2 separate regions of the Homo sapiens genome follow, and region 2 is linked to region 1. The links are chromatin contacts, found by Hi-C in ENCODE. All regions are on one chromosome and are shown on one strand. The core of a region is the stretch at or near the end of the contact, and the rest is flanking DNA. Distances in the headings are between cores, read along the strand shown.

What was found. A loop is a pair of places that touch in the nucleus more often than their neighbours do. Pooled maps may share reads with other maps.
Region 2: a loop to region 1 is called in a map with no recorded cell type, with 3 times the contacts of the local background. The contact joins two enhancer-like sites. A Hi-C loop is called at or near these places in 5 of 37 single-sample maps with no recorded cell type and 7 of 50 pooled maps.

What each region holds. Positions count from the first base shown.
Region 1 is chr4:183,396,989-183,402,194 of GRCh38, forward strand. No RefSeq gene overlaps it. Among named protein-coding and RNA genes, the nearest start is that of CDKN2AIP, 45 kb to the right of the region's middle. RefSeq lists an enhancer at 965-1,756. Within about 2 kb of position 1,788, at least 24 of the 41 ENCODE cell types and tissues checked have a DNase peak (open chromatin) inside an H3K27ac peak, as active enhancers do.
Region 2 is chr4:183,718,865-183,724,125 of GRCh38, forward strand. No RefSeq gene overlaps it. Among named protein-coding and RNA genes, the nearest start is that of TRAPPC11, 62 kb to the left of the region's middle. RefSeq lists a silencer at 3,838-4,367 and enhancers at 4,319-5,080, 4,478-4,527. Within about 2 kb of position 4,012, at least 20 of the 41 ENCODE cell types and tissues checked have a DNase peak (open chromatin) inside an H3K27ac peak, as active enhancers do.

The DNA of each region.
Region 1 (5,206 bases), core at 538-3,037:
TTCTAGACGTGTTCAACAGCTGGACAAGATCCCTATGATCAATTAGGTGCTGTGCCCTTGAAACAAACACTCACACAAACAGCTGGAGAATCCCTGCAGTCTCACACTCCCCATGGCAGTCCCTAAGAAGCTCGGCTTTCCCATGACCAGACATCTAGAAACAGAATGAGTGAGGCAGGGGAGGCGTACGGTATAAGAAGTGGAAGGAAGATTCTAAATGTAAAGAAAAGAGAGACCCCAAGGTCAGGCACTGTATTTGGTCCTGGAGATACAAAGATCCATATAGTGAGATATCTTACTAAGATCATAAAATAAATAAGATGTGGGATCTTAGAGTCTAGGAAATGGAACAGACAAGTAACTCAATAACTACCAATTTAGTATAATAATAGTAATAGAATGTACAGGCCTCAGAGGATGTGCAGAGAAGCAAGAGTGAGAAACCCTATCTGAGGGCATAAGGACAGGTTTTGTTGTTGTTGTTGTTGTTGGGTTTTTTTTTTTTGAGACGGAGTCTCGCTCTGTCGCCAGGCTGGAGTGCAGTGGCGCCATCTCGGCTCACTGCAACCTCTGCCTCCCGAGTTCAAGTGAATCTCCTGCCTCAGCCTTCCCAGTAGCTGGGACAAGGACAGGTTTTAAAGAGAATTTAGCCACAGAGTTTTGAGAGAAGAGTCGACTAGAAAGATTCAGCGGGGCAGGATGCTCTGGGCGCGATGGAGATGGGCATATACAACCTAATAAAGAAGACAGGAACGACCGCCTCCTGCCCTCTAATAAAGACATGCGGCCTGTTTCCAGCCATAACATATAGGTGTGTCTGCTTAGTGGACACTGAAATGAAGAGCAGGCTCAGAGCCAAGCATGTTAGACTGGGGCGTTCAGGAAAGAGCAGAGAAGTTTGCTGCTCAGTAAAGAGGGGAGAGGGGGACCCCAGGCCGCTGTGAAGGCTCTGGAGGAGGCAGAACTTGCAGGCGCCCTTGGGTTCTCCGAGGGGGCTTGGCAGCCACGGGGACCAGAGAGGCGTGAGACATGAGGGTAGTTAGGGTAATTAGGGCAGGGCCCCCTGAAGGAGAGCCTTCCAGCCCAGGCTGCCTCGGGAGGATGCACTTTACCATCCGAACCAAGTGGGGAAGAGGAAGAGAGGCGATCAGTCGCTGCAACAAACCAAGTGCTTCAGGTGGGAGGATTACTTGAGGCCAGGAGTTTGAGACCAGCCTGGCCAACATAGCGAGACCCTGTCTCTCTTTTTTTCAAAAAGGCAAAATTTAAATTAAAAAAAAAGAAAGAAAGAAAGAAAAAGAGGAAGTGCTGGCCGGCACAGCAGAAACCTTGGGGCAACAGTGACCACGTGGGCAGAGGCTGCGAGTGTCAGCAAAAGAGGACAGGCCGAGAACTGCTGGTTTGCAGACCCCTAACTGGCCCCCGCTGGCCCCCGCAGCTGACTCAGCGCACCCTAAACTCGGAGGAAGTGCCAGACGGCCAGGTCCTGGGCAGCCCGGGCGCTCGCTCCGCTCCAGGTCTCCCGAGCAGGGGTGCAGGCCCGAGCACCCGCACGTGGCGTGCGCCCCTAGCTCCTCCCGGGGCGGCAGCTCACCAGCCCCCGCCTTAGTGGCTGGCTTCCACCCAGCCAAAGCCAGGAAATGTCTGTCCTTAAGCCTCGATTTGTTAATTATTTAAGCACTCTGTGTGTGTGTGAGAGAGAGAGCGTGTGTGTTTAATTTCCTTTATTTAAAAAGCACGCCGAGCCCACTGGGACCGCGGTGCTGAAGAGGCCGCCGGGCCCGGGAGAGACTGCATTCTGAGAACCAGCCCGCAAGCCCCGAAGTCGGAGATCGCAAGGTCCTAGCGGCAACAGAGCCTCCTAGCGATGGCAGCGAGCCTCGCCCCGCCTGCGGTGAACCCGCCCCCGCTCACCCCGCCACAGGTCCGGCGTCTCCCGGGTCCGCCGCGGCCGCGGGCAGAGCTAGGAGGGCTTCTCAGCCCGCGGGGCAACCCTGCTGCGGCTCCATCCAGAACCTCCCGCTGCCAGGCGCCGGGACCGGGGACGCTGGCCCCCGGATTCAAACCTATCATGGTGCATGATAACACATAACATAACATAACATAACATAACATAACATAACATAACATAACATAACATAACATAACATAACATCACAACACCACATCACAACACAACACAACACAACACAACACAACACAACACAACACAACATAACACTGAGCGTTTAGATTCAGCATGTACTCTGGGCCAGGCTCAGCTCTAAGCTGGTGCGGATCACCACGATGACCTCTAGAGTCTCCTCTGAGGTGGGTTCTACTGTTAGCCCATCTAACAGATGAGGAAATGCAGATAGAAGTGGTGGAGGAAGTGGCCCAAGCTCAGGCGGTGGCTAAGTGACTCCAGGGCAAGCCCCTCGCCCCCTGTGCTGGAGGAAGCCCGCGCCCAGGCTCTGTCGCTGAGCAGGGCACGCCTTCCACGCAGCACCCAAATGCATCGAACACTGTGCACGCGCACGAGAATAAGAAACCGTGACAAAAATACGGGTGCATCAATGTAGAGTAATGAGAAGGCAAAGCTGTTTGTAAGCACGATACAAAACCCAGAAAACATCAGGGGAAAAAATGGAAAAGCCCGACCAAATACAAAATTTTAAACCTAGGTTGGCTATAAAATAATATACCACTGAAGAACTGGGGCCCGGCATGGTGGCTCGGGCCTGTAATCCTAGCACTTTGAGAGGCCACAGCGGCCTCCCAAAGGATCGCCTGAGGCCAGGAATTCAAGACCAGCCCGGACAACACAGTGCGATCCCGTCTCTATTTATTTAAAAAAAATAAAAGAGGAAGTACTCGCGGTACAGCACAGAGGATTGCTTGAGCCCAGGAATTGGAGACCAGTTTGGGTAACATAGCAAGTCCTCGTCTCTACTAAACAACAACAACAAAAATTACTCAGGCACGATGGTGCACATCTGTATTCCCAGCTACTCTGGAGACAGGAGGATGGCCTGAGCCCAGGAGACAGAGGCTGCAGTGAGCCGAGATCGTGCAACTGCATTCCAGCCTGGGCAACAGACTGAGACTCCGTCTCCAAAAAAACAAAACCAAACCAAAACTGAAGAACTGGGAAAATATTCATGATACTTATTAGGAATGAATGGCTAAGTTTACTAATATCCCCAAAACTCTTAATGACAAAAGATGTAAACACACATTTCAGAGAAGGAACTAAAAATGGAGGATAAGCAAATTGAAAAGGTGCTCAATTTCCTTCCTTCCTTCCTTCCTTCCTTCCTTCCTTCCTTCCTTCCTTCCTTCCAGACGGATTCTCACTCTTTTGCCCAATGGCACAATCTTGGCTCACTGCAACCTCCACCTCCCAGGTTCAAGCGATTCTCGTGCCTCAACCTCCCAAGCAGCTGAGATTACAGGCATGTGCCACCACTCTAGGCAAATGTGTGTATTTTTAGTAGAGATGCGATTTCCTCATGTTGGCCAGGCTGGTCTCGAACTCCTGGCCTCAAGTGATCCACCCACCTTGGCCTCGCAAAGTGCTGGGATTACAGGCGTGAGCCACCGTGACCGGCCAGGAGGGCGTTTTTCACCTGTAACGTTTGCAACTGTGAGTTCACATCAATTGCCCCATTTTCAGTTCTGCACCGGAGACTTCAATCTAGTTTTCTTGTTTTCCATAATTATAACTGTTCTCTCTAGTAGTGAGAAACTCGGCTCCCGTCACTCTCAATATATTTAGTTACGGAGTCCTCCCCCTCCATGTATCCAGTCTCCCATTCCCTCTGCCCCACTATCCTACTGCTTGGACTTGGGTACCCTTCTCTGGCTGCTGCCTCCACTGCCCCTACACAGATGCCCCCTCTAACCATGTAGATTCTGCCACCCTACTGTGTCCTCTCTACCCCGCCCCCACATGTACACCTACCTCGACGTTGTTGGCTGTACATTCCCTGTGGGTCTTCCCTTCCATGCAGGTGACCTCCCTGCTTGGCCCCTCCGTTAATTCAGACATTAAAGATAAATGCGGCCGGGCGCAGTAGCTCAAGCCTGTAATCCCAGCACTTTGGGAGGCCGAGGTGGGCTGATCATGAGGTCAGGAGTTCAAGACCAGCCTGGTCAACATAATGAAACCCCGTCTCTACTAAAAATACAAAAATTAGCCAGGCACGGTGGCAGGCACCTGTAGTCCCAGCTACTTGGGATGCTGAGGCAGGAAAATCGCTTGAACCCGGGAGGCAGAGGTCACAGTGAGGTGAGATCATGCCACTGCACTCCAGCCTGGGCAACAGGGTGAGATCCTGTCTCAAAAAATAAAATAAAATAAATAAAATAAAGATAAATCCACTTGTGTGGAATGATTGGCTCAAAGGCCATACCTCTTTGAATACACATTGCCAAATTGCCTTCCTAAGTGTTTGTGCCAATTGATCCTGCACTGAGAATCGCATCTGAGTGCCTGTTTAACGACACCTTTGCTGGCATTGGATATTATCTATATTTTTCCAGTCCCTTTTTCTTTTGGTTTCTTTCATAAGGGCTGTGCCCAGGACAGAACGAATTCCAGAGCTCTTTATGGAGCCATCTCATCCAGCCGCCTGACTCACCTACGTTCATACCTCAGCCATCTGATTCGTTTTGATCACCAGTTTTGATCTGATTAACTGGTGAGCTGCAGAGTACTAAGCCATTGGTATAGTTACCACATTTCTTTAATGAGCTCATGCTCCCCCCATTCAAAAAGTAGTGACTGAGCAGCAGTATGATGTGCTGGGTTTTATAGGAGTTTGCAAAGATGTGTAAGTTACAGTCTCTGGCCCTCAATGCTCTTGTATTCTTGAAAAGGGCAGATATTCAGATGATATTATGAATACAGCGGTCATGTGATAAGAACTCCAACATAATCTGGGGTTCAGGTTATGCACCTGGAAAGTGGTGTGTCCAAAATCTTCCAGTGCCAATATTCAGAGTGATTCCACAGTTACACGCCACCACCCTGTAAACTCACCTCCCTCTCCTTCCCAACACAAGCCCTGTGCCCCCATCAGACTAGTCTCCTGGCCTCCAAATGCAAAAATACACTGTGTTTACTACTGATGGCATATCTTATCAGAACCCCTCCCACTCCTCAGACAGCTGCATACATACGTTCTCTCATTTAACTCACACAGCAACTCTGTTGAGGCAGTTA
Region 2 (5,261 bases), core at 2,762-5,261, 320 kb after region 1:
AGGAGGGACATTGACATTGGAGTTGTTTTTGTTTTTGTGTTCATAATAAAATGATTCTGTGCTTTTGTTGTGTGGGAATGCATTTCCATCATCCATGAACAGATAATGTTATGTGAACTGGATTTTGGAGGACATAGAAACGTTTGTAAAATAAACAGATCAAGGAAGAGCTTTCCAGGTGATGAAAGGGACTGTTGGCATGCACCCCTGCGGCACCCTGGCATGCCAGTGCTTTGAACATAGACAGACTTGTCCACTGTTGAGTAAACCTAACCTTTATTTTTTTCTTCCTTAGATATTCAGTGATAAGAGAATGGTGAGCAGGGGATGAAACTCACTTAAAAATGCAAGCGCGCTTGCTGCTGTCTCCCTGCACCTCTGCAGAGCAGGGCTTCTCTCCCGGAGCTTTTGGAGGAAGCTGGTCTTCTTTTTGGTAATGCTCATCAGCTTGAAGAACCGTAGTCTGAAAAAATATTTGATCTTGGAGAATAATTCAAAATCACTATCTCAACAAAGGACTGAATTCCAAATGCCAAATTTAACAGGAACAGTTCATAAACCCTTTATTCAAGATGAAATAGGCCAGGCGCGGTGGCTCAGGCCTGTAATCCCAGCACTTTGGGAGGCCGAGGTGGGCGGATCACGAGGTCAGGAGATCGAGACCATCCTGGCTAACACGGTGAAACCCCGTCTCTACTAAAAATACAACAAATTACCCGGGTGTGGTGGCGGGTGCCTGTAGTCCCAGCTACTGGAGAGGCTGAAGCAGGAGCATGGCCTGAACCCGGGAGGCGGAGCTTGCAGTGAGCCAAGATCATGCCACTGCACTCCAGCCTGGGAGACAGAGTGAGACTCCGTCTCAAAAAAAAAAAAAAAAAAAGATGAAATACGGAATTATTCAGTCATAGGATGGGAGGGGCTCCGTAATAGCTTTTTAAAATCAAACAGCTGATTTTTTTTTAATCAAAGGTATTAGTGACACCATTTGGTCAGACTACATTTACGATATTCTCTCCACTTCTGATTGCCATCCTTTATTTCATTTTACTTTTTTATTGTGACCATTTCCGAACAGACACAAAAGTAGAGACTGTTACACACTTCCATGCTTATACTCAGCTTCAGCCATTAATGCCTTGCCCTCTACCATCCATCCTCCCTACCTCATTTCACCAGAAAGAAAAGGACTTTTAAAATCACACAACCACAATGCATTATTACATCTAATCAATTATTTCTTTACATTGTCTAGTATAACATATTCAATTTTCCCTAAGTCTTTTTACAGTTGGCTTGTTTGAATATGGATCCAAACAAGGTCCATCATTATATTGTTTCATTTCATGTAGAACAGTCCCGTCCCCCTTTATATCCCCTATTGACTTGATGAAGAAATGGGTCAGTTGTTTTGTAAAATATCCCACATTCGGGGTTTAGTTAATTGCAACCCCAGGGTGTTTATGTAACTTGTTCCTCTATCTACTGTTTTTCCAATGGACTGGGAGTTAGAGTTACAAGCTAGCCTGAGCTCAAATTCTTTCTCCTTCTCATCCTCCCTCCAGTTCTTCTCTCCTCTACTTCCTTCCTTTCACCCTCCTTCTCTCTCCCTCACTCCTTCCTTCCATCTTTCCTTTTTTTTTTTTTTTTTCAGAATAAGGCTATTTCATAGGTGATATTTCCCATCACCACACTTCTGTCTCGTCTCGCTTTTCGTGGTAAGACTGATCAATGGGTTTAGAGGATGGCAGCCTAATTCCTTTATCATAAGGTTCAGCTAAACAGCCATCGATGCAATTGTCTGAATTGAATGACGCTCATTGCATTGACGCATTGATCGCTGTTTAGCTGAACTGTATATTTAACTTAAATGTTTTAAAATTAGAAGTTTTTCAATTGGAAGTTGCAAAATGTAATTAAAGAATGCTATTCTGCATTCATTGACTGGAATTCTTAGAGAATTTTTTTTCCTCATCCACTAGGTCTATTTAATTACCCTACAATATAGTTCCTACAGCAAAGAGAACTTTTTTTCTTAATTCAGCCCATCAGACAAGGAAGCAAAGATAATTTTTAATAACCTAATTCCTTCTCTTTATTTGTAATTTTCTTCCTTTTTTTTTTTTTTTTTTGAGACGAGCCTAACTCTGTCACCCAGATGGGAGTGCAGTGGCATGATTTTGGCTCGCTGCAACCCCCGCCTCCCGGGTTCAAGTGATTCTCCTGCCTCAGCCTCCCAAGAGTAGCTGGGATTACAGGCGCGCACCACCAAGCCCCGCTAATCTTTGTATTTTTAGTAGAGACGGGGTTTCACCAGGATGGCCAGGCTGGTCTCGAACCCCTGGGCTCTAGTGATCTGCCCGCCTCAGCCTCCGAAAGTGCTGAGATTACAGGAGTGAGCCCCAGCGGCCGGCCTCTGTATTTTTAATTTTCAGTGTAACGAGTTGGTGGCCCTCCTATCTCTAATGTTATCCCAGAGCTTCGGTGTTTGTGCTTCGTGCCCTCTCCGTTTCTCCCCTGTTCTTATGGAATAATGATGTGCATTAGGAGCCTGGGGTCAGGAGTCCAAGGTTAGGGTGAGGGCTTTCCCGTGGTGTTGGCAGCAGCTGGCGCCTGCGCCCTCCGTGCAGGAGAGCAGCTCCCTCCAGCGGCTTCCCTCGCGCTTTGTGCCTTGCCCACCGCTCAGACGCTCTGCTCTGAAAAGTAAAGTTCACAAGGTATCTTCAGCTGCAAGGATAAAATCAAGAAGACAACTTCAAACACAACCTTTATCAACTTAAAATCAATATTAATGTACGAATGGTCCGAATGGTCACCTTGGGAAATCAGTGAAAGGGCCTGACATGGAGAAGAGATTAAATTATGTTTAATAAATGTTCATTTTATGTTCATTCTTTGAAAACGGGCACTCATTGAGTGACAGATCTTTTACCACACACAAACACTAACAGATACGCGTAACTGCGCCCTGCGACATTTTATTTTCCGGCTGCTCCCCCTCCGCTGTCAGGTGGGCAGTGTCCACGGTGCTTAGGGGAACAGGAGGGGTTCCGGTGCTGCTTCCCTTCCGTGCACAGAAAATCCACCCAGGCTGGCGCGGCGGCTCACGCCTGTAATCCCAGCACTTTGAGTGGCTGAGGGGGGCGGTTCACTTGAGGTCATGAGTTCGAGACCAGACTGGCCAACACGGTGAAACCGTCTCTACTAAAAATAAAAACCGTCTCTGCTAAAAAAATTAGCCAGGCTAGGTGGCGCGCCTGTAATCCCAGCACTCTGAGAGGACAAGGCGGGTGGGTCACCTGAGGTCAGGAGTTCCAGACCAGCCTGGCCAACAAGGTGAAACCGCATCTCTACTAAAAATACAAAAATTAGGCCGGGCGCGGTGGCTCACGCCTGTAATCCCAGCACTTTGGGAGGCCGAGGCGGGCGGATCACGAGGTCATAAGATCAAACCATCCTGGCTAACACGGTGAAACCCCGTCTCTACTAAAAATACAAAAAAATTAGCCGGGCGTGGTGCGGGCGCCTGTAGTCCCAGCTACTCGGGAGGCTGAGGCAGGAGAATGGCGTGAACCCGGGAGGCGGAGCTTGCAGTGAGCCGAGATCCCGCCACTGCACTCCAGCCTGGGGGAAAGAGCCAGACTCCGTCTCAAAAAAAAAAAATAAAAAATAAAAAATTAAATTAGCCTGGCGTGGTGGCAGACATCTGTAATCCCAGCTACTGGGGAGGCTGAGGTGCGAGAATCATTTGAACCCGGGAGGCGGAGGTTGCAGTGAGCCGAGATCGCGCCACTGCACTTCAACCTGGGCGACAGAGGGAGACCTCATCTCAAAAAAAAAAAAAAAAAACAAAAGAGGAAACAAACAAACAAAAAACCTACACCAGCCCAGCCTCTCTAGCGAGGCTCACCCGCCCGCCCGGCCCCCGCACCCGGTCTCGGCTTCTCTGGCCAGGCCGCGGGGCCGTTCGGCGCGGGGCGGGGCGTCGGGGAGTTTCCGCAGCGGTTAGACCGGCCAGGGGACCTCGGGACAATGAGCCTTTCTGTTTTAAAGCCGGAACCCAGCCGGGCCGCGCCGCGAGGAGGCTCCCCTGAGGCTGGCAGGAGAGACCTGCAGAAACTCGTGCGCGCCGAGCGAGGCGGGCGCCCTGGGGCTGGGGCACGCGGCCGGCGGGGGCCGCCAGGGAGCGGCCGTGGCGGGACCAGGACTACGGTGCGCCCCGCCGCCGCCAGCACCCGCCTTGGGAAGCCCGTCCGACGCGTACGCTGCAGGGGCCTTCAATAGGGGCTGTCGCCACCTGCACCCGCGCCGCTGCGGTTCGCAGGAAACTCCTGTGGCTTTTCGGAAGCACAATGCAGAACGCCCGGTGAGGGTTTGCAAAGCCGCCCTGGGAGATGCCGCAGTGTGAAACCTTTACGGTTGCACCTGGCCTCTCTGCTGCATCTGGCCTGTCTGCTGCACCTGGCCTCTCTGCCCCACCTGGCCTCTCTGCCCCACCTGGCCTCTCTGCTGCATCTGGCCTCTGCTGCGCCTGGCCTGTCTGCTGCATCTGGCGCCTGTTGCACCTGGCCTCTTGGCTGCAACTGGCCTCTCAGCTGCGCCTCTTTGTTGCCTCTGCAAACTCGGGTGCCCTGGAGCTTCCTACCCAGAAGTGAGTGCCGTGCACACTGCAGGTGCGAGGTGCCCCTCCTTCTGTCTGTTCTGTTTGGTTTGGCAGATGACAGCACTCTCAGTGGGGCCTGAAACCTTGACAGTCATGGCTTTCTTTGTAAGGACTCTCTTCCTTCATTAAATCGCTTGTATTTGGATTACAGAGATCTGTCATAAAGAGATTCAGTACTTAATAATAACGTGGGGAAAGGATCACCAGGTACTGTTAAGAAAAAAGCAAGGACAGAACAGTGAATACGGTAATGATCTTGTTTCGTAATACAAAACAAAACAGACACTATGCAAATACAAACCCAAAGGAAAATGATCATGCATAAAAATACTGTTTTTGGGCCGGGGGCTGTGGCCCATGCCTATAATCCCAGCACTTTGGGAGGCCAAGGCAGGAGGATCACTTGAGTCCAGGAGTTCAAGATCAGCCTCGGCAACAAAGCGTGACTTCGTCTCTACAAAAATTAAAAAGAAATTAGCCAGGCGCTGGTGTGGGCCTGTAGTCTCGGCTACTTGAAAGGCTGAGGTATGAGGATTGCTGGAGCCCAGGAGGTCAAGGCTGCATTGAGCTATGATTGTGCCACTGCACTCTAGGCTGGGCG